Regions from separate parts of the Homo sapiens genome. Here region 2 is linked to region 1. The links are chromatin loops, found by intact Hi-C in ENCODE. Cell type or tissue: Caco-2. All regions are shown on one strand. Each heading gives the region's core, and the rest is flanking DNA. Links, peaks and the distances in the headings are about the cores only.

The links. Peaks named below come from ENCODE experiments on the same cell type or tissue, not always from the same donor. Only the 100,000 strongest peaks of a DNase experiment are listed, where the experiment ranks them.
Region 2: a loop joins it to region 1, with 2.4 times the contacts of the local background. A loop is called at or near these places in 1 of 110 quality-filtered maps.

What each region holds. Positions count from the first base shown.
Region 1 is chr14:31,271,049-31,286,813 of GRCh38, reverse strand. It overlaps the pseudogene NARS1P1. Among named protein-coding and RNA genes, the nearest start is that of HECTD1, 71 kb to the right of the region's middle. In Caco-2, for the core only: no CTCF peak of the experiment used is centred there; a DNase peak (open chromatin) is centred at 6,243.
Region 2 is chr14:31,149,025-31,164,789 of GRCh38, reverse strand. It overlaps HECTD1 (HECT domain E3 ubiquitin protein ligase 1), which reads left to right. Exons shown (of 43, transcript NM_015382.4): 11 at 7,487-7,625; 12 at 7,780-7,950; 13 at 14,569-14,791; 14 at 15,630-15,765. Among named protein-coding and RNA genes, the nearest start is that of HECTD1, 51 kb to the left of the region's middle. In Caco-2, for the core only: no CTCF peak of the experiment used is centred there; no DNase peak of the experiment used is centred there.

The DNA.
Region 1 (15,765 bases), core at 3,839-7,838:
TAGGCTGAGTAAATGAGGCACCCCTGTTGCCAATCCCACGAAGAGGTCAGGGAAATATCCCGCTTCAAGACCAGCCTGGAAAACATGGCAAAACCCCATCACTACTAAAAACACAAAAATGAGCCAGGTGTAGTGGCACATGTCTGTAATCCCCATTACTTGGGAGTCTGAGGCACAAGAATCGCTTGAACCTGGGAGGCTGATATCACGCCACTGCACTACAGCCTGGGTGACAAAGCAAGACACTCTCTCTCTCAAAAAAAAAAAAAAAAAGAAGCCTCTTCCCCCAAATAGTCGTTTGAAGAGTGTAACACCAGTCTGGGTAACATAGTGAGACCTGGTCTCTACTGAAAAAAGAAAATCTGCTAGGCATGGTGGTACATGCCCATAGTCCAAGCTACTTAGGAAGCTGAGGTGGGAGAATGACTTGAACCTGGGAGATGGAGGCTGCAGTGAGTAATGATTGCACCAGTGCATGCCAGCCTGGGTGACAGAGTGAGACCCTGTCTCAAAAATAAAACAAATAAAAAAAGTGTAGCACCACCTTCTGCTGGTATTTGCACTATTTTTGGAGGAGTAACGTCACAGTACCCCCATCAAAGAAGTGATCTCTAAAGCACCTGGTGGCCATGGATCGTGCTTTTCAGAGTTTGAACATGTTTTCTCCGAAGATCATCATGTGTCTGTTGATCTGGATGTCAACAGCAACCAAGAGTCTTGTAACATTAATTTTAAGAGAAGAATTATCTTTTTTGCAGCATCCTAAAGAATTCCCTTTATCTTTATTATAAGATTTTTCATTACGAGGGAAAAAATTCAGCCCTCAAACTACTGAACTATTAAAAAACCCACTAAACTATGATAATGTTAATGCAAAATTGAAAATATTTGAAATAACTGTATATTCTTGAAAAAAAGTACAATACTAAAATGTTGTCATTTTGGCCGGGCATGGTGGCTTACGCCTGTAATGCCAGCATTTTGGGAGGCCGAGGCAGGCCAATCACTTGAGGCCAGGAGTTCGAGACCAGCCTGGCCAACATGGTGAAACCTTGTTTCTACTAAAAAAATAAAAATTAGCCATGTGTGGTGGCCCACACCTGTAATCCCAGCTACTCGGGAGGCTGAGGCAGGTGAATTGCTTGAACCCAGGAGGTGGAAGTTGCAATGAGCTAAGATTGCACCACTGCACTCCAGCCTAGGCAACAGAGTGAGACTCGGTCTCAAAAAAAAAAAAAAAAAAAAACTTGTCGGTTCTGGTAGTTTAATGATTGCCTTGCATTCTGTCATTTCTGGTGGTTTAATGATTTTGTGTATGTATCTTTCCAGAGCCCATTACTATTTATAACTATAAAATCAAGGTAATTATATATATTGCATCTTCTCCATCAATTGAATATACTTTCCTCTTTACAAATAATTTGTTAGCTCTTTTTTTTCTTTTTTTTTGAGACAGAATCTCACGCTGTCATCCAGGCTAGAGTGCAGTGGTATAATCTTGGCTCACTGCAACCTCAGCCTCCTGGGTTCAAGCAATTCTCCTGCCTCAGCCTTCCAAGTAGCTGGGTTACAGGTGCCCATCACCACGCCCAGCTAATTTTTGTATTTTTAGTAGAGACGGGGTTTCACCATGTTGGCCAGGCTGGTCTCGAACTGCTGACCTCAAGTGATCCACCCGCCTAGGCCTCCGAAAGTGCTGGGATCACAGGCATGAGCCACCACACCCAGCCTAATTTGTTAACTCTTGCAAGACCTCAATTATTCAGGAGAAATTATCTCTGTTTGCTAGAAATATAGTTATCTAACGGCTGGCTGGCTGGCAGTGATCAATTAATGAATTATACCCATGTTGGCCTATCTGTTTACCAGCCTATTTAATTGATGTCTGGGCTAGTTAGCTTTGAGGAAATTTTGTATTGTGATATAGAACTGGAACATATCCAGTATAGACCACAAATACAATCCAGGTTGCATAAATTGAAAAGTGTAGCTTCCTTTAATTGTTTTTCTCTTTTGTTAGGACTCCTGCGCTATCAACTGGGGCATTATAAAATTATAATTCCACAGTCTACTTGAGGAAAATTCCTGTGTCCACATATCATCCTTTAAGTAGAGAGTGTATTTCAAAAAATTAACATTTTTAAAATGATTCTTACTATTCCAAGTATTCTGTATTTTTTGAGATAGTAAGAAGTCATAGGCTGGGCACGGTGGCTCACGCCTGTAATCCCAACACTTCGGGAGGCCGAGGTGGGTGGATTACTTGAGGCCAAGAGTTTAAGACCAGCCTGGCCAACATGGTGAAACTCTGTCTCTACAAAAAAATACAAAAATTAACCTGACGAGGTGGTGCATGCCTGTAGTCCCAGCTACTCAGGAGGCTGAGGCAGGAGCATCACTTGAACCTGGGAGGTGGAGGTTGCAGTGAGCTGAGATCGCGCCACTGGGAGACAGAGCAAGACTGTGTCAAAAAAATGAAAACATAAAAATGAAAAAAGAGGTCATTGCTGCCAATGAAAAAGTGCTGTTGACAATGTTTTTGCTTAATTGGATCAAAATTTAATCTTTTTCCTGGAAAAATACCTACAGGCCAAAAAACTTTATAAGCAGAAAAACAGACACAAGACACAGAAACACACACACATGTCAGAAATAGCAGACTGCTTTATAAAATATTCCAAGAAAGAACAAAACAAATGAGATTTTTTAACAGCAAAGTATGCCGGTGACACAGCAAAAGCAGCTTTGCTAGTGCTATTATTGGAGGAAGTACAAGTGGCCCCAGAAAGAAAACGTGCATGTGCAACCAAAACTGATGGCCTCGGCTGAACAATGAACTCTATAAGTCCCACTGTTTTCTCTGTTAATTACTGCTTTCTTGGGAAAGTTTTGGGCCTTCTGTTTTATATTCAAATGCTGGAGGAGTGCTCACCACTCTCTGAATTGCCAGGGTAACTGGGCTTCCCACATCCTTTCCCTCTCTAGTGGTGTCAAGTACTAGAAACACATCATCTAGATCTTTGTTTAAACACAAAAGCTCCTTAAAAATAGATTTTCTAAATTATGGAAATGCTTTTGTTTCAGTGGTCAACAGATCAATTGTGAGTCAACATCAGATGAGAAGTGGTTCCTATTCTCCACTTCCTATTCTGCAGTCAGCTGTAGTTATCATCATTTGCTACAGTTTTCATTGCAGATGCTTTCTCTTTTCAATAATAGTGTGATCATTGTGATTCTCAATGATGTATAAAAAATTTGTAGAATTTTCTACAATGAATATGTTCCCTTAGTTGATAGATTTATATTCTTAACAGTACTGGGACTTCCAGAAATCACCCTAGATCCTGTCTCTAGGAAAGCACATGCCTAAACCATTTAGAACAATTCTTTTTTTTTTTTAGACAGGATCTCACTCTGTTGCCCAGGCTGGAGTGCAGTGGCATGATGATGGCTCACTGCAGACTTGACCTCCCTAGGCTCAAGTGATCCTCTCACCTCAGCCTCCTGAGTAGCTGGGACTACAGGCGTGCATCACCATGTCTAGCTAATTTTTTGTAGAGATGGGCACATATCACCCTTTAAGCAGACAGCATATTTCAAAAAAACATTTTAAAAATGATTCTTACTATTTCAAGAATTCTGTATTTTTTGAGCAAATAAGAAGCCATAGGCTGGGCATGGTGGCTCATGCCTGTAATGCCAGCACTTTGGAAGGCTGAGGCGGGTGGATTGCTTGAGACCAGGAGTTGAGACCACCCTGGCCAACATGGCAAAACACTGTCTCTACTAAAAGTATAAAAATTAGCCAGGCATGGTGGCTAATGTTCACCGTGTTACCCAGGCTGGTCTCAAACTCCTGGGCTCAAGCCATCTGCAGGCCTCGGCCTCCCAAAGTGCTAGGATTACAGGTGTAAGCCACCTCGCCCAGCCCATTCTATTCTAAAAGATTGGAAGTTTTCATTGTTTTTTCTTGATAACCTATTTAGCGTATCTCATTGTGTGAATAATGGAGTAGTTATGAATTCTTTTTTTTTTTTTTTGAGACGGAGTCTCACTCTGTTGCCCAGGCTGGAGTGCAGTGGCACGATCTCAGCTCACTGCAACCTCCGCCTCCTGGGTTGAAGTGATACTCCTGCCTCAGCCTCCCGAGTACCTGGGATTACAGGCATGCACCACCACACCCAGCTAATTTTTGTATTTTTAGTAGAGATGGCGTTTCACCATGTTGGCCAGGCTGGTCTCAAACTCCTGACCTCAGGTGATTCGCCCGCCTCGGCCTCCCAAAGTGCTGGGATTACAGGTGTGAGACGCCGCGTCCAATCAAAGCAATTTCTTTTGAGGTATGATAGGGCATGTGACGACTTCAGGAACGGCTGGATTTTTTGGGGGGGGCGGGGGACTGAGTCTCGCTTTGTTGCCCAGGCTGGAGTGCAGTGGCACCATCTCGGCTCACTGCAACCTCCACCTCCCAGGTTCAAGTGATTCTCCTGCCTCAGCCTCCTGAGTAGCTGGGACTACAGGCGTGCACTACCATGCCCATCTAATTTTGTATTTTGTATTTTTAGAGAGGGGTTTCACCATGTTGGCAGGCTGATCTCAAACTCCTGACCTGAAGTGATTAGCCACCTCCACCTCCCAAAGTGCTAGGCATGAGCCACCATGCCTGGCCCATAATCATCTTTTCTATAAGCATTTAAAAGTGTCTGTTTTAGTTTCCTAGGACTGCTGTAACAAACTACCATAAATCCAATGGCTTTATGCAATCAAAATTTTGTTTTCTCCCCATTCTGGAGGCCAGAAGTCTGAAATCAAGGCCTAGGCTCACTTCAAAGGCCCTAGGGAAGAATTCTTTCTTGCCTCTTCTAGCTTCTAGTGTTCCAGGTATTCCCTGGCTTCTAGCGCCATAACTCCAAGTCTCTGCCTCCATCTTCACAAGGTTTCCTCCATCTGTCTCTCTTCTATGTGTCTCTCATAAGGACAATTTTAATTGGATTTAGGGCCCACCAGAATAATTCAGGATGGGCCCTAAATAATCTCCTCTCTAGTTCCTTAATTATTATACCTACAAAAGCCTACTTTTCCAAATTAAATCACATTCACAGGTTCTGGAACACGGACATACCTCCTTAGGGGCCGTCATTCTACCCACTACAGTGCCCCAAATTCCTGAATTCCAGACTCAGCATTGCAATGAATACAGCAGTAGCTCTTATTCATCAAATACATTATTTATTTTCACTTGCTCAAGCAGATTTCAACCAAGCTACTTATCAAGAAGTCAGTTACATGCTGAGACAACTGGAAAGGCACATGCAAAAAAAATGAAATTGGACCTTTACCTCACACATATACTAAAGTTACACGAAAATGAATCAAAGACCTAAATATAAGCTAAAACTGTAAACCTCTTAGAAGAAAATATAGACGTAAATTTCCGTGACTTGGATTTGGTAATGGTTTCTTAGATATAACACATAAAGCACAAGTGACCAGAGAAAAAGGAGATAAATTGGACTTCAAAATTAAAAACTTTTGTACTTCAAAAGACACCATCAAGAAAGTGAAAAGGCAACACACAGAATGAGAGGGAGAACTTGGCAAATCACATATCTAATAAAAGTCTAATATCCAGAATATATCAAGAACTCTTAAAACTCAACACTGAAGGCCGGGGGTGGTGACTCATGCCTGTAATCCCAGAACTCCAAGAGGCTGAGGCGGGAGGATCACTTGAGCTCCAAGAATTCAACACCAGCCTCGGCAACATGGTGAGACCCTGCCTCTATTTTAAAGAAAATAAAAGAAAAGAAAACTCAATACTGAAAAGACAATCCAATTTAAAAATGGGTAAAGGATTTAAATAGACATTTCTTCAAGGAATATAATAGATGCTCAATAAGCAAATGAAAAGATGCTCAACATCATTAATCATTAGGGAAATGCAAAACCACAATGAGATGCCACTTCACATCCACCAGGATGGCTGTGTGAACACCAGTATCTGAGACAGGCCTCGGTTAATTTAGAAAGTTTATTTTGCCAAGGTTGAGGATACACACTGGTGACACAACCTCAGGAGGTCCTGACAACATGTGCCCAAGGTGGTCAGAGCACAGTTTGGTTTTATACATTTTAGGGAGACATGAGACATCAATCAACATATGTAAGATAAATATTGGTTCAGAAAGGCGGGATAACTCAAAGTGTGGAGGGGGATTCCAGGTCATAGGTAGATAAGAGACAAATGTTTGCATTCTTTTGAGTTACCTGATTAGCCTCTCCAAAGGAGGCATTTATCTGATTAGCCTCTCCTTTGGAGAGGCTATCTCAGTGAACAGAGGGGTGAGTTTGAATAGAATGCGAGGCAGGTTTGCCCTAAACAGTCACCAGCTTGACTTTTCACTTTAGCTTAGTGATTTTGGGGCCCCAAGATTTAGTTTCCTTTCACATTTCCGCCTTCTCTTTTAAAAAAATCTTTTGGAGAAAGCATTTTAGAAGAAAATGAGTCTCTGGTTTCAGGCTTCATCTGATTCCTAGACAGGTAGGTCCAGAGATATTAGGAAAGCTCATTTTTAGCAGGTTGTGAAGTTTCCTGTCCTATGAAGAGAAAGTAAGAGGAGGAAGGGAGGAAAACAACAAGAAACAAAAGAAGAATCCTGGAAAATCAATATAAGCCACATTACTCTGAAGTTCATACATCAGTAGCAGGTATGAAAGTGGCTGATATATGTAAATAGGTTGCTGTTATTTTCTTCTGAAGTTTAAGTTGTCTAGCTTCAGTTCACAGGGCTTTAAGAAAGCACAGCTTAATTTTTGGTGACTCCAAATTAGGAAAAATGGGGGAAAAAAGAATGAAAAAAATTGAAAACATTATTTTGAAGACTTCTAGCCAAAAAAAAAAAAAAAAATCAGTCCAAACTGTAGAAAATAATAAAAATTGAAAAACATTAGGCAAGACTAGAATCTAACAACAGGTGAACTATAGTTTTTGAAACATAAATTTTCTCTCTCCAGTTTCCCATTTTTGCTAAAGACAAATCATAGTGGGACTGATTTGCTTTATTATACTTGGCCTGATTATTTGTATACAGTGCAGCAAGAATATTTTTTTTTTTGAGATGGAATTTCACTCTTGTTGCCCAGGCTAGAGTGCAATGATGCAAACTTGGCTCACCACAACCTCTGCCTCCCAGATTCAAGCAGTTCTCCTGCCTCACCCTCCTGAGCAGCTGGGATTACAGGCATGCACCACCACACCTGGCTAATTTTGTATTTTTAGTAGAGACAGGGTTTCTCCATGTTGGTCAGGCTGGTCTCGAGCTCCCGACCTCAAGTGATCCACCCACCTTGGCCTCCCAAAGTGCTAGGATTACAGGCGTGAGCCACCACGCCCAGCCATAATTTTTTTACATAGTCTTTTAAATTGGCTTCGATGGAACATTGTTTCACTGGTCAGGAACCCGGTACATGGACTGTGTAGACAAAGGTATGAGGCCACTTTTCCCAAGGGGTTTTTATTGGCTCTATTAGTCGTTTGATTCCTTAAAGGAAAGTACACCATTTCAGTCAAAGCCTTGATAAAATAACCAGTTTCTCCAATTGTGTCCTACTACAAATGAACACAGATTCTTATTGAACTTATGCAAATAACCATATTGCCAAAAGTTAAGAATACTCACAAATAGTTCCCAAATTCTGGAGAAATCAGGTAGAAAGAAACAAATATGCTCCAAATTTTGTTCATAGGAGTATACTTCCTTGTTAAAAGTTGACAATAGCTCAAAAGAAATGTTTCCTTGACTCTGAAAAAACAAAACAAAGGATCAGAAATGTTTTAATCAAAGTGTCAAAAAGACTACTTCAGTCCTCTATCAGTTCAGTCCATGCAGTTAATTCCTGGTCTACTTCATTTTCATGAATATTTCAGCTCTCCATGAGTCCTGAAAGTTTTCCCTCAATTCTGATGTCACAGTCTCCAAAGTTATCAGAAACCTGCATTCAAGAGCACCTTTTAGGCTGGGTACAGTGGCTCATGCCTGTAATCTCAGCACTTTGGGGAGGCCGAGGTGGGTGGATCACCTGAGGTCAGGAGTTTGAGAACAGCCCAGCCAACATGGTGAAACCCTGTCTCTACTAAAAATATAAAAATTAGCCAGGTGTGGTGGTGGGCACCTGTAATCCCAGCTACTCAGGAGGCTGAGGCAGGAGAATTGTTTGAACCCGGGAGGTGGAGGTTGCAGTGAGCCAAGATTGTGCCATTGCACTCCAGCCTGTCTCAAAAAAAAAAAAAAAAAAAAGAGCACCTGTTAGCACTTGTTAGAGTTTTATTGATTATAAAGCCACCTTATAAAGAGGACCAAACCAAGAAAACAATTGTCTGTGGATGACAAAAAGTTTTAGGGCAGCCATAGTAAAAAACACAACTGACAAGGAAATTTTTTGCCTCTGTGGCAGACAATAATTTAACATAATGATTACAATTATCACTGATAATGTATACTAAGTCATATCAGAATTATAGGAGTTTCCCATAATTTTGGAACACATACCAATAACATATTTATACAAATACAGCCCAAAGAAAACCAAACACCATTTCATATTTGACAGTGCTTCCTGTATAATTTTTATACCAAATAAGACAAATTATGTCATTTTTGGACTTTAGGGAACCTAATATCTTAAAGGATTAATTAGGTCAGAAAAAGACATAACACACACACACACATATATATGTGTGTGTGTGTGTATATATATATATATATATATATATATATATATTTTTTTTTTTTTTTTTTTTTTTTTTTTGAGACAAAGTCTCCCTCTGTCACCCAGGCTGGAGTGCAGTGGTGCGATCGTGGCTCACTGCCACCTCTGGCTCCTGGGTTCAAGCAATTCTTCTGCCTCAGCCTCCCAAGTAGCTGGGACTACAGGCATGTGCCAACACACCCAGTTAATTTTTGTATTTTTAGTAAAGATGGGGTTTCACTATGTTGGCCAGGCTGGTCCCAAACTCTTGACCTCAGGTGATTCACTGCCTTGGCCTCCCAAAGTGCTGGGATTACAGGCATAAGCCATCGCACCTGGCCAATACATAATTTATAATTTGATTCTGGGTTGTCAAATATCAAAGGTTTAAAACACTTGGTATCACACTCATTGTAAAATAACTCATTCATTTGACCAAAGTGATAACTCGGGGATTAAAAAAAAAAGTGAAAACCTTCATTCATTGAGGAGACTTAATTTTTATAAACAATCTATAAAATTTTAATCTTGACCATAAGATATAACTTCCATAAGCCTTTTATAAACATTGTAACCTTTATTAAGGAGTCACTTAATGCTTCAAGAAACCTTGTTGATCTGACACAGGGGCCCATATGCTGGTCTTGCATCAGTGTGCCTTTCACATTATTGATTAACTTATAGAGAAACTGAACTTATTTTATTCCTGAAAATTGGCCCTTACAGTGTCACACACCCACCTCTTCCACAATAGTCCCTGGGCCTTGTGGAGTTGAATAGCTTTAAATTCTGACCCTGTGTCACAGGAAATGCAGTTTATTTTGATTGGCATCTTCCAGCAGGCCTGAAGATGAGCCTTTAATTGCTGTCAGAGTTTAGGATTTCTCAGGACTTGGTGTCCTTTTTAGACCTAGGAGTCAAAGCCTTGTAACTCACTGTCACAAGGACTTTAAAAGCACATACGAGGGCTGGGTGTGGTGGCCCACACCTGTAATCCCAGCACTTTTGGAGGCTGAAGCAGGCGGATTGCCTGAGGTCAGGAGGCAAGCGGATTGCCTGAGGTCAGGAGTTCAAGACCAGCCTGGTCAACATGGTGAAGCCCCGTCTCTACTAAAAATACAAAAATTAGCTGGGCATGGTGACGTGCGCCTGTAGTCCCAGCTACTCAGTAGGCTGAGGCAGGAGAATCGCTTGAACCCAGGAGGCGGATGTTGCAGTGAGCTGAGATCGTGCCATTGAACTCCACCTTGGGCTATAAGAACAAAATTCTGTCGAAAGAAAAGAAAGAAAGAAAGAAAGAAAGAAGGAAGGAAGGAAGGAAGGAAGGAAGGAAGGAAGGAAGGAAAGGAAGGAAGGAAGGAAGGAAGGAAGGAAGAAAGAAAGAAAGAAAGAAAGAAAGAAAAAGAAAGAAAGAAAAAACATTGTTATCATCAGGCCACAACAGCAAACACAACTCAAGGAAATAAACTTATATGAGCTGGAAATGAGTTGAAGGAGAGTGTTACTATTTTGCGCCCTTTAAAAGGGTTAAAAGGGGACAGAAAATGAAAATGGTGAGATCCAATAAAGGTGAACGTTGAGTTAAAAAAAATTAAAATCTCTTGGCCGGGCACAGTGGCTCATGCCTGTAATCCCAACGCTTTGGGAGACCAAAGTGGGCAGATCATAAGATCAGGAGATCGAGACCATCCTGGCTAACACAGCGAAACCTCGTCTCTACTAAAAATACAAAAAATTAGCTGGGTGTAGTGGTGGGTGCCTGTAGTCCCAGCTACTCCGGAGGCTGAGGCAGAAGAATGGCATGAACCCGGCAGGCGGAGCTTGCAGTGAGCCGAGATCGTGCCACTGCACTCCAGCCTCAGTGACAGTGTGAGACTCTGTCTCAAAAAAGTAAATAAAAATAAAAATAAAAAATAAATTAAAATCTCTCATAATTTATTAAGAGTAAATCAATCCCTTAAGAAAATTTCATTGTTGTAACCAATTATATAGTGTATAAGATTTTTTATACATCAAGCCCAGTCTCTGAAAAGACCATTATAATTTCACTTTAATTATAGACAACTTGATCATATAAAAGTTTTTTTTAATAAATCTTCTTATTGTGACTTACATAGACTGTTCATGACATGCTTTGACTTTCTGGTTTGTCCTGAACATCCTTCTTTCTTAAACAGTCATTTTATTCTAGGACTAAATTTGCCACACAAGATTCTTTCTCATATGAAATTATTTTTCTTTATGTTTTCTTACCAAAAAAAACTAAAAAACCTCTTTATTTTTATAACTTTTTTTTTTCCTTTTTTTTCAAGATGGAGTCTCATTCTGTCATCCAGGTTGGAGTGCAGTGGCACAATCTCAACACACTACAACCTCCACCTCCTGGGTTCAAGTGATTTTCCTGCCTCAGCCTCCGAAGTATTTGGGATTACAGTCGTCCACCACCACACCTGGCTAATTTTCATATTTTTAGTAGAGATGGGGTTTCACCATGTTGGCCAGGCTGGTCTGAAACTCTTGACCTCAGGTGACCCGTCTGCCTCGGCCTCCCAAAGTTCTGGTTCTGGTATTACAGTTGTGAGCCACCATGCCTGGCTTATTTTTATAACTTTATTTACATCTCTCTTATTTCATGATTCTTTTTAGCTTGGCTTTTTTTTTTTTTTTTTTTTTGAGATGGAGTTTTGCTCTTGTTGCCCAGGCTGGAGTGAAATGGCATGATCTTGGCTCACCACAACCTCCACCTCCCAGGTTCAAGCAATTCTCCTGCCCCAGCCTCCCGAGTAGCTGGGATTACAGGCATGCACCATCACGCCCAGCTAATTTTGTATTTTTAATAGAGACAGAGTTTCTCCATGTTAGTCAGGTTGGTCTTGAACTCCCGACCTCAGGTGATCTGCCCACCTCAGCCTCCCAAAGTTCTGGGATCACAGGCGTGAGCCACCATGCCCAACCCCTTTTTACCTTGCTTTATATATAACCTTTAAATAAGCTTTGAATCAGACAAAACTTTTTCACCTTTTTAAAAGGACACACATTTTTTCAGAAAGAATGTTTTTCTACAATATAATTTTATTGGAAAATACCCAAATAATAAAATACCTATTATTTATTATTATTATTTTGAGACAGAGTCTCCCTCTGTCACCCAGGCTGGAGTGCAGTGGTGCAATCTCAGCTCACTGCCACCGCTGCCTCCCAGGTTCAAACAATTCTCCTGTCTCAGCCTCCCAAGTAGCTGGGACTACAGGCACCCACCATCATGCCTGGCTAATTTTTTTTTATTATTATTTTTAGTACAGACAAGATTTCACTATGTTGGCCAAGCAGGTCTTGAACCCCTGACCGCCCACCTCAGCCTCCCAAAGTGCTGGGATTACAGGCATGAGCCACCATGCCCAGCCATATTATTTAATTTAATATAACTTTAGATTCTAAGTTATGACAAGTTTGTCTACAACTATCCCATTGTATTTACCTAATTATTTTATTTTCATTATTTACCTAGATTACTTATGAAAACTGTGATAGTCATCATTTAAAGTTATGGAACCATAACTATGGAACTGCAAAATTATAACTGAGACAGTGAAAAAGATCTGACCTAATTGACTTCATCTTGCTTCTAACCTCCAAGCTGTCCTTGTTCATTCCTGGGTATAGGCCAAACTAACTTTGGGAGGAACCTAGTTTATAGTTTAGCTTTGAAACGACATTAACAGTCCTTTCCCAAACAGATTTTAGAGCTCTTTTTCCTTAATGTAAATATGCACAAAGACCATATTAGTTCTATTTTACATAAACTCTGGCAAGTAGAGGTGCCATAAAACCTATGGATTACTTGAAAGGGGGCCATTCTCCTTGTTTTCTCCTCATTCTTAGATGATTTGTTTCCTACTTATTTTCCTAAAAGGAGGAACTGAGCTGTAGCCTAAGGTTTTTGAGTGGTAGATTGATGTGTACTGCTTGTGGGCAGGACTCCACAGTGTGTCACCACTGAGTCATTTCCACCCTCTTATGTATCTCAGTTTCTCTCTCCAGAGTTCTATGACCTCTGAGAGAGCTCAAAACACTGGGTGATCAGCCCTCATATGCATTTCCTGGACAAGCTTTTTCTTTTTCTTTTTTTTTTTTTTTTTTTTTGAGGCAGAGTCTTGCTCTGTCACCCATGCTGGAGTGCAGTGGCATGATCTCAGCTCACTGCAACCTCCACCTCCCACATTCAAGTGATTCTCCTGCCTCAGCCTCCTGAGTAGCTGGGATTACAGGTACCTGCCACCACACCCAGCTAACTTTTGTATTTTTAGTAGAGACAGGGTTTCACCATGTTGGCCAGGTTGGTCTCAAACTCCTGACCTCAGGTGATCCGCCCTCCTTGGCCTCCCAAAGCGCTGGGATTACAGGTGTGAGCCACCACACCCGGCTGCCTTTTTCAAAATTAATTTTTGTTGGGGATTTCCCTGTAGGGCTGCTACACATCATCTGGGGGGTCAATCACCCAGACACTCCCATGAGCCCCCCGGTCACCCAGGGGCACCATTTGTCTGGGAGGAGCAAAATGCCTTTCTCTTTCAAACTGAGAAAACTCAGTTTCTCATTTACCTATGAAAACAACAGTTCAGTTCCTCATGCAATTGTTCACAGACAAGCCAAATCGAAATTAGTTTTGGGATAGAGAAGATCCTTTAGAATGCATCTCCAAACTAGAATTAGGATCCTTAAACAACGACTTCCTAGGAGGAAAAAAAAAAAAAACAGCCAGGCACAGTGGCTCACGCCTGTAATCCCATCACTTTGGGAGGCTGAGGTGGGAGGATCACCTGAGGTCAGGAGTTCAAGACCAGCCTGACCAACATGGAGAAACCCTGTCTCTACTAAAAATACAAAATTAGCCAGGCATGGTGGCACATGTCTGTAATCCCAGCTTCTCAGGAGACTGAGGCAGGAAAATTGCTTGAATCCAGGAGGCAGAGGTTGCAGTGAGCTGAGATCACGCCATTGTATTCCAGCCTGGGCAACAAGAGCGAAACTCTGTGTCAAAAAACAACAACAACAACAGCGAAGACCACTTCCTGTAAACTGTGCTCAGCCACCCTTACCTTTCTAGCTCTCATCTGCCATTTCACATGCCAGGGTCAAATCCTCTCACAGTACAAGGTCATCTCTGGTTACCTGCAAAGCCAAAGAGGTCAGCTCATGTAATACAGGAAAACAGAGCTTTAGACCTAAGAAGAATCTGCCCAGGACTCTTGAAACACCACAAGGAAAACAGAACACCCCAAAAGGGATGAGTGATGACTTTGTTCTGAATTCTTTAAAGGGGTTCAAGTTATTAGAAGCCTTCTCTAGATTTTCTGATACTACAGGTGGCAAAGAGGGAAGGAGGTACAGGGCGGAAGAAAAGTAAATGAAAGAACATTTCATTTTTTAAGGAGGAAGCAAACACAGAAACCAAACACATGGGTTGTTTTTTTTTCCTCTTTTGTAGCTGCAAGGAATTTTAGCCAAATTAGAGAGGCTTTGGAAGTCCCTCTTGGATTTGAGGAAGTCAGGTAGACTTGGTCACTGAGTGCTCTAATGGTAAGGAGAAATTAAGACCAGCTGGTTGTTAAACTTTAGCCAAGACAATTCAGCTACTTACCTAGGGATGAGTCTCAGGCTGAAGACTGCTCTCTACCATCCTTGAAGCAGGAAACACTTGAACTCGTCTTCCCTGCTGGGAGCGAGCTCAAACTCCATAAAGGAGCCTGCCTTCCAACATCAGCAAGAAATCTTGCATTCCTTGTTGGAAGCAAGTAAAACAAAAAAAAAAAAAAAAAAAAGGTGTTGGGGGGAGTTGTACAGCAAAATAAACTTTAGATCTCAACCAAATTTTGGGAGATCAGGGGTCCTCTGGAGGGTGTGCTCCCAAACCTCAGCAATTTGTCCTGTTGGTTTAAGCCATAAGGTTAGGTCATGCTGGTACCAAGCACCGATAGGAACTTCGTCAAAGATCAGGTGCACCTCCACTCAGAATCCCTTCGTGGTTACCAAAATGTGAACCCGGCATATGTGAGACCGGCCTCAGTTAATTTAGATAGTTTATTTTGCCAAGGTTGAGGGCACACACCCATGACACAGCCTCAGGAGGTCCGGACGACATGTGCCCAAGGTGGTCAGAGCACAGTTTAGTTTTATCATTTTAGGGAGACATGAGACATCAATCAGCATATGTAAGATGAACATTGGTTCAGCCTGGAAAAGAGGACAACTCAAAGCAAAGGCGGGGCCACTCGAAGCAGGGAGGGGGCTTCTAGGTCATAGGTAGATAAGAGAAAAACGGTTGCATTCTTTTGAGTTTCTGATTGGCCTCTCCAAAGAGGCAAGCAGATATGCATTTATCTCAGTGAGCAGGTGATTTTGAATAGAATGGGAGGCAGGTTTGCCCTAAGCAGTTCCCAGCTTGACTTTACCCTTTAACTTAGTGATTTTGAGGCCCCAAGATTTATTTTCCTTTCATAGCTATGATAAAAAAAATACAGACAATACAAAGAATTGGGGAGGATGTAGAAAAATTACAACCTCTGTACATTGCTGATTTTTTTTTAATTAACAGAGAAAATTTTATGTATTGTGTAGAACACAATGTTTTGAAGTATATATACATTGTGGAATAGTTAAATCTAGCTAATTAACAAATGTGTTACCTCACATAATTATCACTTTTGTGGTGAGAACACTTATCATCCTCTCCATTTACCTTTTTTCTTTTTTCAGACAAGGTCTTGCTCTGTTACCCAGGCTGTAGTGCACTGGTATGATCATAGCTCACTGCAGCCTCAAACTCCCTGGGCTGAAGCAATCCTTCCACCTCAGCCTCCTGAGTAGCAGGGACAACAGGTGTGCACCATGACATCTGAACACTCTATTTGCATTTTTTTAGTACACTATATTGTCATTAACTGTAGTCTCCATGCTGTATAATAGGTCTCTAAATGGTAAGAAATTAAACATAATTATGATATGATCCAGCAATTC
Region 2 (15,765 bases), core at 558-4,557, 120 kb after region 1:
AAATGTTTGGAGATATTAGTGTTAGAAAATTTGATGCTAAATTTTCCCAGGTAGTTATTAGCAGACACATTTAATTGTAGCTAGGAAAATAATATATGTCTTAGTTTAAGAACTCATACTCTGGAATCAACTCATTGCACTTTCCTATATGTTTGGCCATGGGCAAAGCACATAACCTCTTAATCAATTGGCTCGTCTCCAAGGTGAGGATAGTTATACTTAATCCTCTTTAGGAGTGAGAATAAAAATTAAATATGTGTGTAGCATAGTGTCTACAATGTTAGAGGTATTTGAAAAGTGATAGTTTATTTTTTGGAATTATTTAGCATTATTAAAAACAAGGGGGAGCACACGGTGGCACGTTTCTGGTCCCAGCTACTTGGGAAGCTGAGGTAGTAGGATCGCTTGAGACCAGCTTAGGCAACATAATGTGACCCTGTCTCGAAAAAACAAGGTGGATTGGTTACAACCTGATATTTTACCAGTTTTTTTGAAGTTTTATCAGATAAGTAAACATAACACTGATTCAGACAGTTAAGAGTGTCCATGTATATTGACATTAGCTATTACCTGTGTAGGCCTGTGCACAGTATCTGTTCAGGAAATAAAAGGCAGACAGCAGATCAGTGAAGGCTTCAAAACAGAGATTGGTAGTATCAGTGGTGGAGTAGTTTGTAAAAGCCTGGTTATTTTCTCTGTAAGATAATTAGACTGAGTACTTCTCCACTTTGTTTTAGAAGAAAGCTACATAGAATTTTGAACAGGTCTGATAAGTAAACATCTTAGGAGTTAGTATAAATAACTGGACAAAGATTGAGTCTCCTTTGCAGCAAACTAGATCTTTATGAGGACCTTTTGAAAAAAAAATTTTTTTTTTGAGACAGAGTCTTGCTCTGTCACCCAGGCTGCAGTGAAGTGGCGTGATCTTGGCTTACTGCAGCCTCCGCCTCCTGGGTTCAAGTGATTATCCTGCCTCAGCCTCCCAGGGGTTTACAGGGATTACAGGCACGCACCACCATGCCCGGCTAATTTTTGTAGTTTTAGTAGAGACGGGGTTTTGCCATGTTGGCCAGCCTGGCCTTAAACTCCTGACCTCAAGTGATCCGCCTGCCTCTGCCTCCTAAAGTGCTGGGATTACAGGAGTGAGCCACTGCGCCTGGCCCTTTAAAAATTAAAAAAAAAGGTTTTAGCTACAGGGTCTCACTGTCGCACAGGCTGGAGTATAGTGGAGTGCTCATAGCTTACGGCAACTTCAAACTCCTGGGCTCAAGGGATTTTCCCAACTCAGCCTCCCAACCACTTGCGACCACAGTTGTGCACCACCACGCCCAGCTAATTCTTTGGGGGAGGAAAGGGGCTCACTCTGTCACCTAGGCTAGAGTGCAGTGGCACAATCTTGGCTCACTGCAGGCTCTGCCTCCCAGGCTCAAGTGATCCTCTCACCTTAGTCTCCCAAGTAGCTGAGACTACAGATGCATGCCACCATGCCTGGCTAAACACCTGGCTAATTAAAATAGTTTTTTTTTTTTTGTAGAGATGAAGTCTTGCTGTGTTGCCCAGACTGGTCTCAAACTCCTGGGCTCAAGCGATCTTCCGACGTCAGCCTCCCAAAGTGTTGGGTTTACAGGCGTGAGCCACCGTGTGTGGTCTGGTTTTCTTTTCTTGCTTTCCGTGTGTGTGTGTGCGCATGTGTGCGTGTGTGTGTGTGTGCGTGTGTGTGTGTGTGTGTCAGGATCTTACCCTGCTGCTCAGGCTGGAGTGCAGTGGCGTGATCTCAGCTCACTGCAGCCTCAGCCTCCTGGGCTCAAGCAGTTCTCTAGCCTCCCAAGTTGCTGATACTACAGGCGAGCACCACCACACCTGACTAATTTTTTTATTTTTTTGTGTGTAAACAAGGTCTTACTATGTTGCCCAGACTGGTCTTGAACTCTTAAGCTCTAGTGATCCTCCCAAAGTGCTAGGTTTACAGGTGTGAGCCACTGCGACTGGCCCAATTTTTTTTTTAAAACAATTTGAGAGAAAAAAGTAGACTTGGTGGGATATAGTGGGAAATTGTTCTTGGGTGAAAACATTAAATAATCTAAAGACATAAATTCTTCTAAAATTAATTTGTAGGTTATGCAGTTCTAAAGGAAATAACTACAGAATTTGTTTTAGAACTTGACAGATCCCAAAGTTCATCTGGAAGAATAAATAGGTGAGATTATTAAAGAAAAATCTGAAATGTTAGTGTAACCCTTTAGCAATGAAATTTTTATGATAACTAGCAGAGTAGTGTGTAAATCAATGGAATAAAATAGTCCCCCCAATAGAGCCAGTTATATATAGGTATTGAATGTATTATAATGGATGTTTCTCAGATCATTCAGGGGAGGGGGTACTATTTATTAAGTGGTACTGGAGTATCTGCTTTGTAGTTTGATTTTAAAAATCACCCTAATCTTTTATCTTATATTTTAAATCTAAACAAATTCTAAGACTTAAAAACTAAAATATTAGGAAAACAAAAAGATAAGATACTTTTTTTCCCTATCCTCCAAAACTTTTTTTTTTTTTTTTGAGACAGTCTTGCTCTGTCACTCAGGTTGGAGTGCAGTAGCATGATCTTGGCTCACTGCAAACCTCTGACTCCCAGGTTCAAGCGATTCTCGTGCCTCAGCCTCCCGAGGAGCTGGGATTAAGGACATGCACCACCATGCCCAGCTAATTTTTGTATTTTGTTAGTAGAGACAGGGTTTCACCATATTGGCCAGGCTGGTCTTGAACTCCTGGCCTCATGTGATCCACCCTTCTCAGCCTCCCAAAGTGTTGGAATTACAGGTGTGAGCCCCTCCAGAACCTCTGAGCAAAAGAAAATATACTTGAATGTTTATCAGACCTTGATAGGAAGAATGGCTTTTTCTTTTTCTTTTTTTTTTTGAGACAGAGTCCTGCTCTGTTGCACAGGCTGGAGTGAAGTGGCGCCATCTCAGCTCCTGAGTAGCTGGGATTACAGGCACACACCACCATGCCCGGCTAATTTTTTTGTGTTTTTAGTAAAAATGGGGTTTTGCCATGTTGGCTGGGCTGGTCTCGAACTCCTCATCTCGGGTGATCTGCCTGCCTTGGCCTCCCAAAGTGCTGGGATTACAGGCGTGATCCACCACACCCAGCCTGGCTTTTTGTTTTTCTTTTTCCTTTCTTTCTTTCTTTTTTTTCTTTTTTTTTTTCTTTTTTTTTGAGACGGGGTGTTGCTGTGTCACCCAGACTGGAGTGCATAGTATGATCACAGCTCACTGCAACCTTGAATTCCATGGCACAGTGTATCCTCTTGCCTCAGCCTCTTGAGTAGCTAGAACTGCAGGCACACACCACCAGGTCCAGCTAATTTTTATTTTTAGAGATAGTTTTGCTTTGCTGCCCAAGGCTGGTCTTGAACTCCCGGGCTTAAGCAGTTCCCCTGCCTTGACCTCCCAAACTGCGGGATTACAGGCGTGAGCCACTATGCCTGGCTTACTTTAGAAACCTATTTGCATTAGCCAAATGTGTCCTTTTAAATTTATTTTATGTAAAAAACATAAAACTACTACATAACAGAAACAATATTACCTGCAGCCACAAATGTCTCAGAATAGAAACTTTTAATCTAAAAAAATTTGCCAGCAGGTGGGTATTTGTTAGCAAATATGACAAAGGGATACTGTCTTTATTATATACAAAGGGTATTTACAAATTGATCGTAAAAATTTCAGAGCCATTTGAGTAAATTAGTCAATGAAATTAAGGCACAGTGTTCAAGAGGAAACACGGCAAAAAATTAATATGGAAAAATGTATTTCCTAGCTGGGTGTGTTAGCTCATGCATGTAATCCCAGCACTTTGGGAGGCTGAGGTGGGAGGATTGCTTGAGTCCAGGAGTTTGAGACCAGCCTGGGCAACTAGTGAAACCCTGTCTCTACAAAACACACAAAAATTAGCTGAGTATGGTGGCGCATACCTGTAGTCCTGGCTACTCGAGAGGCTGAGGTGGGAGGATTGTTTGAGCCTGGGCGGTCGAGGCTGCAGTGAGCTGAGATTGTGCTGCTGCACTCCAGTCTAGATGACAAAGTGAGATGCTGTCTCAAAAAAAAAAAGTATTTCCTTACTAGTAAAAAGCAAAACATTTTAGAAATAAGTAAAATTTGGTATCATTTTTACCTATTAGACAGTTAAGAAACTTAAAAAATGAGAATTTTTTTTAAGTAAAAAGGAATATTGTAGATATTCATATTTAGTGATAATTTAAGGTGTTAACAACCTTTTTTGAATCAGTTTGCCAATATGAATGCAGTACTCATACACATTCAATACTTAATGAAAGTGTTTAGGCTGTTAGATCCAAGAATCCCTCTGTACTGAAGGAATATGAAGAAACTGTTTACACAAAAATAAATAGTGCTATTTTTAATAGAAAAGACTGTAAACTAAATGTTCAAAATTTATATAATAGTGTTAAACAGGAAAATTTTATGTTGTGAGTATTATGTATCATCTAATTAAGAGATAGAATTTGAATACAGGCTCTGTAATTTATTAGCTTGGTGATCTTAGTAGACTGACTTAACTATCGCTCAGTATCTTCACTTGTAAATTTGAGATAATAAAACCCACCTCATAGGTTTTGTTGTGTGGGTTAAATGAATTATGTTTTTAAAGTACATAAAAAGGTTACTGCTCATGATGGCTCAGTATACGAGAGAGAGATAGATAAATAACATATAAACATTCTAATACATTGTTAATTGAAATAAGTCATGATATAAAACTAATAGTTAAATTCTGGTATTTACAGTGGAATATAAATAAAAACTGGGGCCAGTAATAAAAACCGGCGCCAGGCACAGTGACTCATGGCTGTAATCCCAGCACTTCGGGAGGCCGAGTAGGGTGGATCTCCTGAGCACAGGATTTCGAGACCAGCCTGGGCAACGTGGTAAAACCCTGTCTCTACAAAAAATAGAAAAATTAGCTGGGCACGGTGGCAGGAGCCTGTAGTCCGAGCTATTTGGGAGGCTGAGGCACGAGAATCACTTGAACCTGGGAGTCGGAGGTTGCAGTGAGTCAAAATCCTGCCACGCACTCCAGCCTGGGGGACAGAGCAAGACCCTGTCTCAAAAAAAAAAAAAAAATTATGGCCAGGTGCGGTGGCTCACGCCTGTAATCCCAGCGCTTTGGAGGCTGAGGCAGGCAGATCACCTGAGGTCAGGAGTTCAAGATCAGCCTGGCCAACATGATGAAACTCCGTCTCTACTAAAACTACAAAAATTAGCTGGGTGTGGTGGTGCACACCTGTAATCACAACTACTCTGGAGACTGAGACAGGAGAATCACTTGAACCCAGGAGGTGGAGGTTGCAGTGAGCCGAGATCACACCACTGCACTCCAGCCTGGGTGACAGAGCGAGTCTCTGTCCCAAAAAAAATAAATAAATTAAATTAAATTAAAAACAACAAAACAAAAACTGGAAAGAACCAATCCTGTTAGAACAGTTTGTCCTCTGTCCACCTATCATTTTCTGTACTGTACTTGAATTTGTAATAAAGCATATTCCTTCATTAAAGAAATATAATGTTATAACTTCAGCTAGAGAGAGTTATAAAATATGTAGAGACCCTATGCTGTAGAAATACAGCTGTGTCACATGCCTCTCTAGGACATCAGTTGAAAATTTTGCCTCTTTATCCTTCTATCATTCACCTCAAGGGTAATGATATCTGCAGCTTAGTGCCTAGAACATTGTTAGATACTTAGAAAATATTTGTTAAATGAATTGATTATTGGCTCTTACATAATAGACAAGCCTTTTTTTTGTTTGTTTGTTTTTGTTTAAGACAGAGTCTGGCTCTGTCGTCCAGGCTGGAGTGCAGTGGCACGATCTTGGCCTGCTGCAACCTCTGCCTCTAGGGTTCAAGCAATTCTTCTGTCTCAGCCTCCTGAGTAGCTGGGACTACAGATGCCCACCACCATGCCCGGCTAATTTTTGTATTTTTAGTAGAGACGGGGTTTCACCATATTGGTCAGGCTGGTCTCGAACTCCTGACCTCAGGTGATCCACCTGCCTCAGCCTCCCAAAGTGCTGGGATTACAGGTGTGAACCACCTCACCCAGCCAAGCCTCATCTTATTAGTAGTTTATTATCATTTAAATGTATGTGAATATGTGTTTTTTATTTTAAAAGATCAGGTTACATGTTATAAAGTTGAGGTTAATTTGGCCGGGCGTGGTGGCTCACGCCTGTAATCCCAGCACTCTGGGAGGCAGAGGCAGGCGGATCACGAGGTCAGGAGATCAAGACCATCTTGGCTAACACAGTGAAACCCCATCTTTACTAAAAATACAAAAAATACAAAAAGCTGAGCGTGGCGGTGTGCGCCTGTAGTCCCAGCTACTCGGGAGGCTGAGGCAGGAGAATGGCGTGAACCCGGGAGGCGGAGGTTGCAGTGAGCCGAGATTGTGCCACTACACTCCAGCCGAGACAACAGAGCGAGACTCTGTCTCCAAAAAAAAAAAAAAAAAAAAAAAATTGAGGTTAATTTATGTGACTTTATTGAGTGTCTGCTACGGTCTAAGCAAAGCAGTAAGTGAATAAAAGGGAAAGGAGGCATACTAATTTGTTAATGATGGGAATATTTTGGGGGCATGGGATTATTAGGATCTCTTATTTTCATTTATATGAGTCCATAGTTGCAGTGAACGTGGATTTTAAATTTGATGAAGGACAAATTAAATCAAAATTTTGTTTTTCATATAAATTACCTAGTATCTTAAGTTCTTAGAGCATTGTATTTTGGATTATAGGAAATTTTAGGTATAATTTGTATCATTTCTTTTCTTTTTTTAATTTTATTTTGTGTTTTGAGATGGAGTCTCCTTCAGTCTCCCAGGATGGAGTACAGTGGCACCATCTCCTAGGTTCAAGTGATTATTCCGCCTCAGGCTCCTGAGTAGCTGAGATTACAGGTGCCTGCCACCACGTCTAGCTAGTTTTTGTATTTTTAGTAGAGACGGGGTTTCTCCATGTTGGCCAAGCTAGTCTTGAACTCCTGACCTCAAGCGATCCGCCTCCCTCAGCCTCCCAAAATGCAGGGATTACACGCGTGAGCCGCTGCACTGGGCCCCATTTATTTTCTTAGTAGTTGTAGTACTTTTTACTTGATTTTCTAAAATTATCATGACATGTTAACATTCATGCTAGTAAAGTGTAGAATATAGAATAGAAAAGTGCATTTAAGAAAATTATAAGTCATTTTTGGTGAGCTCAATATATTTATAATAGAAAATAAATGGAATTATTTCAAAAATGAACATATAGTGCTGAGTCCCAATTTTTTGTATTTTTTTATTAAGTGTATTTTTTTAGCAGAGTGTATAAAATGTAACATTGGATATTTTACTGTTCATTAATGCATGCATTTTGATTTATTTTAACTTCATTTGGCTTCATATAATTCTATTTTTACTTTTCAAGGAAAGCAAGTCTTGCTCTAATTCGAAAAATGATTCATTTTTGCTCTGAAGCACTGTTAAAAGAAGTTTGTGATTCTGATGTTGGTCACAATTTGCCTACAATACTAGTGGAAATCACTGCAACTGTCCTGGATCAAGAGGTCCGTTTCTTTTTCAAAACTCTTTAGCATTAATTTCCTTTAGCTAGTAGTCTGAAATAAAATTTTTGTTTTAATTTCAGTAAATCATGTTGTGCAAATTACTGCATTTCTCTACTCCTGGCAACTAAACTTATTTTTATTTTTTATTTTTCAGGATGATGATGATGGCCACTTGCTGGCTTTGCAGATCATAAGGGATTTAGTAGATAAAGGTGGTGATATATTTTTGGATCAGCTAGCCAGACTTGGTGTAATTAGCAAAGTGTCAACGTTGGCAGGTCCTTCCTCTGATGATGAGAATGAAGAGGAATCAAAACCAGAAAAAGTGAGTGGTCTTAATTATAGAGGTATCAGGAAGAGTTTTTTTTTTTTTTTTGAGGAAAATCTAGTTTCAATTTTTGATGGTTTTTGACAGGATAATGACAATATGAAATAATTCTGTATATTTTTTAAATTGGTCAATTTTCTTTTAAAACATTTTGATCAACAATTTTAAACATATAGAAATGTTGCAAATATAGTTAAAGAATATCAGAATACTCTCTATCCAAATTCACTAGTTATTAACATTTTGCCCCATTTCCTTTAACATTTTTTCAGACACATGTATCTGTTTGTGTGTGTGTGTGTGTGTGTGTGTGTGTGTGTACTTTTTTTTTGAGATGGAGTTTCGCTCTTGTTGTCCAGGCTGGAGTGCAATGTTGTGATCTCAGCTCACTGCAACCTTCACCTCCCTGGCTAATTTTGTATTTTTAGTAGAGACGGGGTTTCTCCATGTTGGTCAGGCTGGTCTCAAACTCCTGACCTCAGGTAATCTGCCTGCCCTGACCTCCCAAAGGCTGAGGTTGCAGTGAGCCGAGATCGCACCACCGCATTCCAGCCTGGGCGACAGAGTGAGACTCCAGCTTTTTTTTTTTTGAGACAGAGTCTCGCTCTGTCACCCAGGCTGGAGTGCAGTGGCGCGATCTCGGCTCACTGCCAGCTCCGCCTCCTGGGTTCACGCCATTCTCCTGCCTCAGCCTCCCCAGTAGCTGGGACTGCAGACGCCTGCCACCATGCCTGGCTAATTTTTTGTACTTTTAATAGAGACAGGGTTTCACCATGCTAGCCAGGATGGTCTCGATCTCCTGACCTCGTGATCCGCCCGCCTCTGCCTCCCAGAGTGCTGGGATTACAGGCGTGAGCCACCGCACCCGGCCTGAGACTCCATCTTAAAAAAAAAAAAATTGATGGTAAGGTGAATACAGAGTTTTACCTTTTAACCTAAATATTTCACCAGAAAAAAGCCAGGACATAGTTGTAGTATAATTATCAAAATCGTACTAATCAGAAAATTTAATATTTATGTAACACTAATATATTCTCTGGAGACATATTTAGATTTTGCCATTGTCTTTAATGTCCTTCATAGTAATTTTTTTTTCTGGTCCACAATGAAATCCAGGAGCACACATTACATTGCTTATCATATTCCTGAGAACCTGCGATAGTTTGTCCTGAGAACCTACAGCAGTCTGTCAGCCTTCCTTTTATTTTCATAGCTTTGGTGTTTATGAAGAGAATAGAACAGTTAATTTGAACAAAGAGCCTAACTTTGTGTCATGTTTCTTTGTGATTAAATTCAGCTTATGTGTTTTAGCAAAAGTCCTATAGAGGTGATACTATGCTCTTCTAGGTGCATAATGTTCCTTCTTGGAGGCACATTTGTGTCTGTTTACCCTGTTGGTTATGATAACTTGGATCACTTGCTTAAGTTTTTCTCTTCCAGGTTTCTCTACTGTAAAGTTGTAAAGTTGCTCTTTTCCTTTTTTTTTTTTTTTGAGACGGTATCTTGCTCTGTTGCTGAGGCTGGAGTGCAATGGCATGATCTCGGCTCACCGCCCCCTCCACCTTCTGGGTTAAAGCGACTCTCATGCCTCAGCCTCCGGCGTAGCTGGGATTACAGGCACGTACCACCACGCCCAGCTAATTTTTGAATTTTTAGTAGAGACAGGGTTTCATCATATTGGCCAGGCCAGTCTCGAACTTCTGACCTAGGTGATCCACCCACCTCGGCCTCCCAAACTGTCGGTATTACAGGCGTGAGTCACTGCTCCTGGCCTCTTTTTCCTTTTGTAATAAGTAATTTGTAGGGACATAATTCCAGACTGTGTAAATATGCTGTTCCTCAGTAAATTTAACCCACCAATTTCTGTATTCATTGGTAACTCTTGCCTTAGACTGCAAATTTAAATATACCTTTTCTGTGTCTAGTGGTTCCCAGCAAGATTTATTTCTAATATTTAGTGAATGCTTACTGTGTGTTAATAACAGGGTAGTAATATTTTTGAAAAAAATGGTGGTATATGAGTTAATAATTGTAGAATCCCGAGGGTGGTGAAAGAGAGAGTGTGTATGTGTTACCCAAATCTGTTTAATCGTCAGAATTACTGGGGGATTTAAGGAAAAACAAAACAAAAATATTATCCGAGTTTATTTTCTGGAACTCTCTCTCTCAAGAAATAGGTTACAGCAATCCCAACCAAGATCCCAGCAGTCTTTTTGTAGAAATTGACAAGGAGATTCTAGGCTGAGTGCAGTGGCTCATGCCTGTAATCCCAGCACTTTGGGAGGCCGAGGCAGGGAGATCACCTGAGATCAGAAGTTCGAAACCAGCCTGGCCAACATTGTGAAACCCCATCTCTACAAAAAATACAAAAATGAGCCAGGCATGGTAGCACTTGGCTGTCGTCCCAGCTACTCCGGAGGCTGAGGCAGGAGAATCACTTGAACCTGGGAGGCGGAGGTTGCAGTGAGCTGAGATCGCGCCACTGTACTCCAGCCTGGGCGACAGAGCAAGACTCCATCTCAAAAAAAGAAAAAAAAAATTAGCTGGGCGTGGTGGCACACACCTGTAATCCCAGCTACTTGGGAGGGTGAGACAGGAGAATTGCTTGAACCTGGGAGGCAGAGGTTGCAGTGAGCCGAGATCGGATCGTGCCATTGCACTCCAGTCTGGTTGACAGAACAGAACTCCATCTCAAAAAAAAAAAAAACAAGGAGAGTCTAACATTTGTATATAAATGTAATAGCCAAAGCAACCTGGAAAAGGAGCAGCGTAGAAGGATATACATCAATTTCAACTCTTTTATAAAACTTTGGTAATCAAGAAAGTGTGACAATAGTGTAAAGATAGATGAATGACCCACTACACATATGGCCAATTGATTTTCAACAAAAGTGCTAAGACCACCAAGAAAGGATGATCTTTTCAAAAAATGAACAAGCCAATAGCATATGCAAAATAATTAAACCTCAACCCTTACCACATATATATATATTTGTATCATTTCTTTTTTTGTTTTGTTTTTTGAGATTGAGTCTCCCTTAGTCTCAACCCTTACTACCCATGTATATATATAGCATTATATATATACATTATATATATACATGGTTAGGGTCCCATATACAAAAATTAACAAAATGAACCATAGACTAAAATGTATACACTAAAATTATGACACTTCTAGAGGAAAAGAGAAAATCTTAGTGACCTTGGACTTGGGAAAGATTTTGTAAATTAAACTTCAAAAGGTTATACTGTAAAAGAACAAATAATTGGTAAGTTGTACTTCATCATTACACACTTACGCTCTTCAAAATACGTTGAAATGGTCGGCTGGGCATGATGCCTCATGCCTGTAATCCCAGCACTTTGGGGAGGCTCAGGTAGGAGAATTACTTGAGCCCAGGAGTTCGAGACCAGTCTGGGCAACATGGTGAGGTGAGACCCAGTCTCTATTTTTTTTTTTTTTTGAGATGGAGTCTCGCTCTGTCGTGATCTCAGCTCACTGCTAGCTCTGCCTCCCGGATTCAAGCCATTCTCCTACCTCAGCCTCCCGAGTAGCTGGGACTACAGGCGCCCGCCACAATGCCCGGCTAATTTTTTGTATTTTTAGCAGAGACAGGGTTTTACCGTGTTAGCCAGGATGGTCTCGATCTCCTGACCTCGTGATCCGCCCGCCTTGGCCTCCCAAAGTGCTGGGATTACAGGCATGAGCCACCACGCCTGGCCGACCCATCTCTATTTTTATTAAAAAAAAAAAAAAAAAGAAAAAAAAGAAAAGGCAAGCCAGATAATTCTCTCAGATTTTATGTATCTGAAAATTATTTGGCCTTCTTTCTAATTTTTTCTTTTTTGAGACAGGGTCTCGCTTTGTCACCCAGGCTAGAGTGCAGTGGCGTGATCTCGGCTCACTGCAACCTCTGCCTCCCGGGTTCAAGCAATTCTCCTGCCTCAGCCTCCCAAGTAGCTGGAATTACAGGTGCACACCACCATGCTCAGCTAAGTTTTGTATTTTTAGTAGAGACAAGGTTTTACCATGTTGGCCAGGGTGGTCTCGAACTCGTGACCTCAAAGTGATCCACCGCACCTGGCCTCTTTATTTTTTTATTGTTTAATTAAAAAAATATTTATTTTATTTTTGTAGAGATGCGGGTCTCACAATGTTGCCAAGGCTAGGTTGGTTTTTGGCCTCAAGTTATCCTCCTGCCTTGGCCTTCCAAAGTGCTGAGATTACAGGTGTGAGCCACTGTGCTTCTTTGTCTAGTAAGTTTTGATTTGCTACTGGATATTGTAAATGTGATGATGTTGGGCTCTGGGCTTTGTGGTCTTTTGTAAAGAATATTGGGTTTTGGCCAGGTACCTTGGCTCATGCCTGTAACTCCAGCACTTTGGGAGGCCGAGGCGGACAGGTCGCTTGAGCCCACGAATTCGAGCCTAGCCTAGGTAACATGGCAAAACTCTGTCTCTACAAAGAGTACAAAATTGTCATTGCATGGTGGCAGAATAGCTTTTACTCTAGGGAACTTCACCCCTATGATCCCAAATTTGTGATTTCTTTGAATTCACTGAATATCCTGGTGATCTATGAGGATTTTCTACTCTGGCTGTTTGGAATGCAAATGTCTGGCTACTTGTATGATCTCTTATAACTTTCCAGTTGTTCTTTGCCCAATCTTATGCAGTATCACCCCGTATATAAGTGTAGTACTCAGTGGAAACTACTTTGCAGATTTCTGGAGAGGCTTTTTCTCTTTAGTTCCGTAATAGTGAACTCAGCCTCCACATATTCCAGTTGCCTCAAACTTTTCAAACTCTGATCTCTATTTTCTTAACTTGTACTGCTAGGATCTGTGTTCCCCTTCCACATGAGCTTAGCCAGAAAATGGTCTCTGGTTCTAAGAGACTCGCTTTGTTTGCTTTCATTTTCTTGGGGATCATAGTCCTGCATTGACTGTTCTTTAGTGTTTGAAAACACATTTTTCGTATATCTTGTCTATATTTTAGTTGTTTATGATGGACGTATTTAGATAATTTAATATCTTTTTTTATGTGAATATTTTCCATTTTTAAATGTGTCCAAAAAAAGTTTTAGGAACACAGGCTGAGCTACAAAATGTTTATACATTTTTTTTAAAAAAAAAAACATGCTGAGTCAGGCGCGGTGGCTCATGCCTGTAATCCCAGCACTTTGAGATGGAGGAGGGCAGATCGTGAGGTCAGAAGATAGAGACCATCCTGGCTAACACAGTGAAACACCATCTCTACTAAAAATACAAAAAATTAGTCCGGCGTAGTGGCGGGCCCCTGTAGTCCCAGCTACTTGGGAGGCTGAGGCAGGAGAATGGCGTGAACCCGGGAGGTGGAGCTTGCAGTAAGTGGAGATTGTGCCACTGCACTCCAGCCTGGGTGACAGAGCGAGACTCTGTCTCAAAAAAAAAAAAAAAAAAAAGCTCTAACTAAAATACTTGTATGATCATGGGAATGAGTATATTTGATTCACTTGGCTAAGGGTGGGGTCTTGGAATGAATGAATGAATTTTATTTACTTATAATAGATAATATATATTATATATAAATTATAAATATATATATTTATAGAGAGACACTGTCTCTATTATCTTTATAGAGGTTGTAGATAATGTCTCTATTATTATAGAGTGAGACCCTGTCTCTATTATCTATATAGAGATTATAGATAGTGTCTTTATTATCTAGATAGATAGATAGATAGATAGATATAGATAATAGAGACAGAGTCCCGATCTGTTACCCAGGCTGGAGTTCTGTGGCACAGTCCTTCACTATAACCTCAAATTCCAGGGCCCAGGCAGTCTTCGTGCTTCAACTTCTCCAGTAGCTAGGACTACAGGTGCGCACTACCACCCTCAGCTAATTTTTAATTTTTTTTTTTGTGGAGACAGACTCGCTACGTTGCCCAGGCTGATCTTGAACTCATGGCCTAAGCACTCCTCCTGCCTTGGCCTCCCAAAGTGTTGGGGTTATAGGCATGAGCCATCACTGTCAGCCAAAATTTATCTTTAAAAAGCTTCTTTGGTGATTCTGTTACACACTTCACTTTGGATACCATTGAGCCTCTCTAAATCATCATTGTTTACAAATAGGCCCAGAGATGTAATGAGTTCACCAAGGTTTTAGGTTATTATGTTGTTGTGTGTAGTGCTCTAATCCATTAGTCTTTACCCCACTACACCTGGACATGATATAATATAGGTCATTATTTACATGAATTTCTTAATATTTTTAACACTTATTTGTAAGATTTAGTTATAGGTAATTAATTAGTCAGAATTGAGAGCCAGGTGCCGTGGCTTGGACCTGTAATCCCAGCTACTTGGGAGGTTGAGGTGGAAGGATTGCCTGAGGCCAGGAGTTAGAGGCTGCAGTAAGCTATGATGACACTATTGCACACCAGCCTGGATGACAGAGTTGAGACCATGTTTCTAAAAGGGGGGAAAAAGATTAAGCTACAGGCAATTGAGTATTATGTTCAGAGTATTTAAATTTGAAATTAAATTAGATTCATGTTTTTAAAATATGTATGAATATTTGAAATTGAAATTATTTTCCATGTTTAATTGAATAATTCTACACATTTAGGAAGATGAACCACAGGAAGATGCTAAAGAATTGCAACAAGGTAAACCATATCATTGGAGAGACTGGTCAATCATTAGGGGAAGGGACTGCTTATATATTTGGAGTGATGCAGCAGCCTTGGAATTATCTAATGGCAGTAATGGATGGTTCAGATTTATCTTGGATGGAAAACTTGCCACCATGTATTCAAGTGGTAGTCCGGAAGGTGGATCTGACAGTTCAGGTAATATTTTGTTTCAATTAAAATATTTTCCTAGTTTCTACAGTTTGGTTTTTTTCTCATATTTTTGCTACCATTGTCAAGGTATTTTATTTTTTTGAGACGGAGTCTCACTCTGTCACCCAGGCTGGAGTGCAGTGGTGCGATCTCGGCTCACTGCAACCTCCACCTCTCAGGTTCAAGCAGTTCTCCTGTCTCACTCTCCTGAGTAGCTGGGACTACAGGCACCTGTCACCATGCCCGGCTTATTTTTCTATTTTTAGTAGAGATGGGGTTTCACCTTGTTGGTCAGGCTAGTCTCGAACTCCTGACCTCAGGTGATCCCCCTACCTCGGCCTCCCAACGTGCTGGAGTTACAGGTGTGAGCCACTGTAGAAACAAAAATATTTGTTTCTTTATTTTTTAATATCAATTTCTTTTGTATCAGTAGAGAAAAATTATTATACCATGAAAATATTTCCTAAATGTCTTTTTACTGCATGGGACAAGGAACAACACTGTATCTACTTTTTAAAAAATATCTTTACAAATATAGCTCCTTTTTTTTTTTTTTTTTTTGTTTTGGAGACAGTGTCTTACTCTGTCTCCCAGGCTAGAGAGCGGTGGTGTGATCATAGCTCATGGCAGCCTCAAACTCGTGAGCTCAAGTGATCATCTCGCCTTAGCTTCCCAAGTAGCTGGGACTACAGATGCGTACCACCATGCCTGGCTAATATTTCCAGTTTCTAATTTAGTTTTATTGTTTAAAATTTATATTTTAATAGGTCTTTTTTTCCTAAGAGAAAATACATGTCATACTTGAAAGAAATAAGATTTTGAAACAAGTATTTTGTCTTTATAGAAAGCCGAAGTGAATTCTTAGAGAAGTTACAAAGAGCTCGAGGCCAAGTAAAGCCATCTACTTCAAGTCAACCTATACTGTCAGCACCAGGACCCACTAAACTTACTGTAGGAAATTGGTCACTGACATGTTTGAA